Regions from separate parts of the Homo sapiens genome. Here region 1 is linked to region 2. Evidence: chromatin loops called from intact Hi-C (ENCODE). Cell type or tissue: ascending aorta. All regions are shown on one strand. Each heading gives the region's core, and the rest is flanking DNA. Links, peaks and the distances in the headings are about the cores only. Region 1 overlaps TNC (tenascin C). Region 2 holds the start of LOC124902257 (a long non-coding RNA gene).

Evidence for each region. A loop is a pair of places that touch in the nucleus more often than their neighbours do. Peaks named below come from ENCODE experiments on the same cell type or tissue, not always from the same donor. Only the 100,000 strongest peaks of a DNase experiment are listed, where the experiment ranks them.
Region 1: a loop joins it to region 2, with 9 times the contacts of the local background. A loop is called at or near these places in 3 of 110 quality-filtered maps.

Annotation. Positions count from the first base shown.
Region 1 is chr9:115,061,854-115,064,773 of GRCh38, forward strand. It overlaps TNC (tenascin C), which reads right to left. Exons shown (of 28, transcript NM_002160.4): 11 at 2,794-2,920; 12 at 1,943-2,215; 13 at 1,064-1,336. Among named protein-coding and RNA genes, the nearest start is that of TNC, 55 kb to the right of the region's middle. RefSeq lists enhancers at 1,310-2,509, 2,869-2,920. In ascending aorta, for the core only: no CTCF peak of the experiment used is centred there; no DNase peak of the experiment used is centred there; H3K27ac peaks cover 1,676 bases.
Region 2 is chr9:115,156,285-115,159,204 of GRCh38, forward strand. The region is part of intron 1 of DELEC1 (deleted in esophageal cancer 1); the gene reads left to right. LOC124902257 (a long non-coding RNA gene) reads left to right here and starts at 1,110. Exons shown (of 2, transcript XR_007061748.1): 1 at 1,110-1,431. In ascending aorta, for the core only: no CTCF peak of the experiment used is centred there; a DNase peak (open chromatin) is centred at 1,307; H3K27ac peaks cover 2,500 bases.

The sequences.
Region 1 (2,920 bases), core at 185-2,684, 95 kb before region 2:
AGAGGAATTGTTTTTCCTTCCCAAATTGAATGAAAAGCATTGAAGTCAAAGGTGGCTGTCCTTTCTTGGAAATGTCCCTGCTTTTTGTATCTGTTGAGGAGAGAGTCCTAGATAGTTTCAGCAGAAGCTAACTGCATCATTTCTAAAGGTTATTATGTAGAGATCTGCCTATCAGGTGGGTGTTAGTTGGTGGCTCTGAGGCTAGTAATAAGGTTTTTCTAGAAAGTTCTGATCTTATTTTTGTGCCACAGCCCTAACGTTTGTGCTATTTTAAAAATCATGACTCTGTTGCTGTATGATAAATTTAGCTATTTGCTATTCAGTATTTACTACGTGATGGGCGCTTTACTAAGCACTGACATTCATTAACTTATTTATTGCTCACGACAGTTTCCTGAAGTAGGGTTCATTGCTGATTTAAAGATACAAAAAGGAGGCTCAGGGATGTAAAGAAATATACCCAAGAATAGAGGTAGGGCACGCTGGCTCATGCCTGTAATCCCAGCACTTTGGGAGGCCAAGGTGAGAAGATGGCTTGAGCCCGGGAGTTTGAGACCAGGCTGGGCAAAATGGTGAAACTCCATCTCTACAAAAAATACAAAAAACTTAGCTGAGTGTGGTGGCTCACACCTGTGGTTCCAGCTACTGTAGAGGCTGAGGCAGGAGAATCACTTGAGTCTAGGAGTTCGAGGCTGCAGTGAGCCATGGTCACACCATTGCATTCTAGCCTGGGCAAAAGAATGAGACCCTGACTCAAAAAAAAAAAAAAAAGTATATATCTATATATACACACACACATATATATATATACACACACACACTATATATATAAGTATATATTTGTGTGTGTGTATATATGTGTATCTATATATATACATACACATATAGTCCCAAGAATATTTAGCTAGTGAGGTGGAATTCCAACACAGACCTTCCTGAGTTAGAGATTCACGCTGTCTGTCAACAACATTGGGGTAGGATTCTGCCACACGGGTGAATTTTCTCTATTTCAATGACATGCTGGCTCCTATCATGTCTCCAGTCTGGGAGGAGGGTCATATACCTGTGACGACCTCTACAGCAAGGGGTCGAGTGCTGTGGCCCCTGACCTCGCCGTGCAGGGTGACTGTGTAAGGAGTGCCAGCCCTGAGGCCTGGGATTTCCATGGAACGCAGGCTGCCAGGAACCGTGAGATTGTGAGCCTCTTCCACCTGGTCAGCCTCCTGGACCTGAATAGTAAACTGGTCATAGGTTCCATCTGGCGTGGTCCAGTTCAGTCTGAGAGCATCCCAGCTAACCTCGGTCACTGTGAGGTTTCCCATATCTGGAACCTCCTCTGCATAAGGACACAGAGTTGCTGAGTTACTTAAAAAGGCAATTGCACGCTGGGATTCAGGTGAGATGGCATTTTGGCTAAGGTTGGGATGAGTTGTCTGGTTAGTGTTGATTATAGATGCATGATTTACAGCAGGTGTTGAGCACACTCAAACTGTTGGCACTAAAGCCAGGGTTTTTCTATTCAGCTTTTGGGAATGAAAAGTAGTTTTAGGAATTGTTCACAATTTCTATTCTTGACATACAAATAGGGCTATGGGGAGTCCTTTGGTGTTCTTAAAATGAGCTCATGAGCTCAGAGCTATTTTTTCTTCATTTACAGGTTGGGCTTTCCAACTTTTTAGATATTGTGACTGAAACTTACTTTGAAAGAAAAGCCACCTCTCACTTTTTTAAAGGAGGAGTAGGTGGAATTTTCCATGGAACTGGGCTACAACTAGGACTTAGCCAAATAAGGGATGTGACATTTAGGAAGAAGCAGAGATGATTCACTGGTATTTCCCCAATGTGGTAGGAGCTGATCCCAGTTTAAAGCAAGAAAGTGCTTTGATTCCTCCCGAGCAGAGACAAAGGGGAGGAAGTGAATTAGTGAATTCGTCTAGAATACCTGTCAAGACTTCAACAGAGAGAGGGGTTGTGCTGAAGTCCTGAGTGACCCCGCGGATGGTGATGGTATAATGAGTGGCTGCTTTGAGCCCAGGCAGGTCTGTGGACCTCAGTCCTCCTGGGACGGTGAGGTTCTGGGCTGCCTCTACTGTGTCAGCCTCCTGCACCTGAATGAAAAAGTACTCATAGGCCCCTTCTGGAGCAGTCCAGTTGAGTTTGAGGGCATCCCAGCCCACCTCGGCCACCACGACCTCTCCCAAATTGGGAGTTTCCCCTGGAGAAGGACAAAGAACTAGTTTAGTGATCAAATCACACAACAAGATCCAGGGAATCTTTAACACAAGAATAAGCTGAATAATAATATTACTGAAAAAATGTGACTTTCTTTAGATAAACATGCATCATGCAACTCTTTAAATTTTAGAAATGGAGCAAAGAGAGGAAAGTGCAGGAAAATATTTGTTTTTGTTTGTTTTTTAAATCTTAAAGAATTGCCTTAACCCTCAGTAGATGAGAGAATTTTGTGATTTTCTTTCCCTTTCATATATAGTGCCTTAACGTCCTTTAACAGGAGGGAGGCTGTTTATGGAGCTAAAGGCCCTCTGCATGGGAGCTGTGTGTTTAGTCCTGCAGGTTGAGCTCTGTACAACTCCCAAGGGTGTCATTCATGTGGAGTGAAGTATTAAAAGTTGCCTTGGGGTTCTGTAGCGTGATGGCCTCGTGTCACAATTAGACCCCATAGACATAAGTAGTGGCAGAACAAGTCCATTCCAAAGCTAGTCGTGTCTGATTATTCATGGGCAGTTTCCTGCTGGGAAAAACAGAAGCTATAAATAGAAAGGAAAGAGATACCTGTGGAGGCCTCAGCAGAGAGCACTGGTGTTCTATAGCCCTGGATCACCCCATAGATGGAGACTGTATAAGGCGTAGCAGCCTTGAGGCCCGGTATGTCCACAGCCCGAAGGCTGCCAGGCACGGT
Region 2 (2,920 bases), core at 269-2,768:
AGAGCCTTTACTTACTGAACATCTACTGTAAAGTAGACATTGGCTTTAAGACAAGTGGGAACACATTGTCATTTATAAGATTTATGTAAAGTAAATAAAAGAAATTTTTATTGTTGTAGTTATTCTATTGGAGAAAATTAAAGTTGGGTATACAATCACGGACTGTACCTGATTAATTCTTGCATCTGATTCTTATGCCTCTGTCTTCAGAATATTTGTAATAATCTACAATTGTCCATTTTGGACTGTGAATCTTTTGAAGTTGAAATTACCTTTTCTTAGGTTGGCAGTGTTTCTCACCTGGATTATGGCAGTATCCTCTTATCTTGCCTCTCTGCCCTCAGTCTCAGCTGCTCCAATCCATTCTATGCATAGCAGACAACTATAAAGATATTTCACTTCTGCTGAAAATCCTTCCATTGCTTTATGCTCTTCTGAGACATCTACTTTTTTAGACTCTCTTTAGAGAATCTTTAAATCCTAGCCTCTGATAGTTTCTCCAGGCATATCTCTCAACACATCTCTTCCTACCCCACTAATACAGTCATGTGCATTCCCACAGAGAAGCCCAAAATCAATATTGGAGTCTCTCTGAAATACCTGAATCCTTAATGAGGTCCCAGCACCTTGGACCTTTGCATAGTTTTGGCTAGAACATCTTTGTTCCTGTGACTTCCCACTTAGGTTCAACTCCAAAATATCTCTCAGATTTCAACTTGAAAGTCCCTTCACTTCCTCTGGGGAATCTTGCATGATATTCCTTTTTTTTCTTTTTCCTTCCTAGCTCATTATCAAACCTGACATCTAGTAATTGTAGTTGCTATTAGGCAGTGTCTGTTTCATTTTTAGGTGGTTACTAGACTTTGAGCTCTTTGAAGACAGGGATTGAGTCTCACTCATATTCTCTTTTCTTGAATTCTTTCCTTTCTTCCATAAATAGTACGTGATTTTCCACTTTGGGCCAGGCACAGTATTCTTAACGTGCTCATATCTTCATGCCTAATATGGTGCCTGGTACAAAGCAAGCAATAAACATGAATGATGGAATGAGTCAACCAGTGAATCAAAGGTTTAGTTCAAACAAGTTAAGCCCTCCCTATGGTCTAGGAGCTTCGAGAGGATCAACACCTTTTCTAACTTTTGCTTTTTACCATATTCTAGTTCCTTTTTTGTTTCACCCTCTGACAGAGAGAAGCTGAGTGGGAACAGGCTGCCACATTTTTGTAGGATATATCATCCAACTGGTGAATCACCCAGGCCCTTGATTTGGCTTACTATTTAACTTTTTTTTTTTTCTTTTTTTTTTTTAGATGGGCTGTCACTCTGTCAACCTAGGCTAGAGTGCAGTGGTGCAACTTTGGCCTGCTGCAGCTTCAACCTCATGTGCTCAAGCAATCCTGCTACCTCAGCCTCCAGAGTATGGGACTACAGGTACAGTCCAGCATGGCAGGATAATTTTTATATATTTTGTAGAGACGGGGTCTGTCTTTGTTTTCCAGGCTGGTCTCGAATTACTGGGTTCAAGCAATCCTCCGGCCTCAGCCTCCAAAAGTGCTGGGATTATAGGCATGAACCACCATGCTCGGCCTATTTGACCATTTTAATGTTCTTATTAACTTGCTCTCCTGGGTGGTAGGAAGATCATGGCATGGAGTCCAAGGTTCTCTCACTTGCAAGTGTCCTTTGTGCACTTCGCTGAGTGTCCTTGTCCTCATCTGTAAAAAGGAGATGGTGATATTTAGTCTTGTGAGAAACTACTTGAGAGAAGTATTATAAGTACCTGGTTACTTGATGTAGTCCTTGGCAAAGGGTGGATTCTCCAAAATTATATCTTCCTATTTCTTTCATTCAACACCCACTCAGCCAGGATAAGACCATACCAGAGCAAGGAGGGGGACTATAAATAACAGCAAAAGGACAATATCTGCAGAGAAAGTAGGGAGCTGGAACACTGACTAAAGGAAAGTTTTCATATTACCCTGTGAATTGTTGGACAAATCATTCATTGTTTTTTGTTTGTCTGTTTGTTTTTTGAGACAGAGCCTCACTCTGTCATCCAGGCTGGAGTGTGCAGTGGCACAACTTCGGCTCACTGCAACCTCTGCCTCCCAGGTTCAAGTGATTCTCCTGCCTCAGCCTCCCAAGTAGCTGGGATTACAGGCATGCGCCACCACGCTCGGCTAATTTTTTTTTAATTTTTTTTTTTTGAGACGGAGTCTTGCTCTGTCGCCCAGCCTGGAGTGCAGTGGTGTGATCTCAGCTCATTGCAACCTCTGCCTCCCTGGTTGAAGCGATTTTCCTGCCTCAGCCTCCTGAGTAAACTGGGATTACAGGCATGTTCCACCACACCCAGCTAATTTTTGTATTTTTAGTGGAGACGGGGTTTCACCATGTTGGCCAGGCTGGTCTTGAACTCCTGACCTCAAATGATCCACCCACCTCAGCTGCCCAAAGTGCTGGGATTATAGGCGTGAGCCACTGCGCCTGGCCTGGCTCATTGTTTTTATATATAAAACTTACATATTTTCTTTCCTATGGGAGTGTTGTGATTACTAAATGAGAGAATGAATGCGTAGTCATTCTTCAAGGGATTGTCACACAGGGAAGCTTCAATATGTTTGGGTAACAGTAATATTATATGATCCATTTTCATTTCTATCAATTTGGTCAGCTAAACTGTACTTTAATTCTGAGATTCTTTAACTCCGACAGCTGGTCCAGACTGGCATAGGTCCTGGGGGCAATGACAGAGTCCAGATGTCCCCATGGGCATGACTTGCAAATTATGTACTTTGACAGAATATGGTGAGGACAAGAACCAGACCATGCAGCACTATTTTCACGCCAGCTGCAGAGTCTAAATGTGTTTCCTGACACCTCAGAACCTTCTTGGGGGAGGGCATTCTGGGCTGGGTGATGG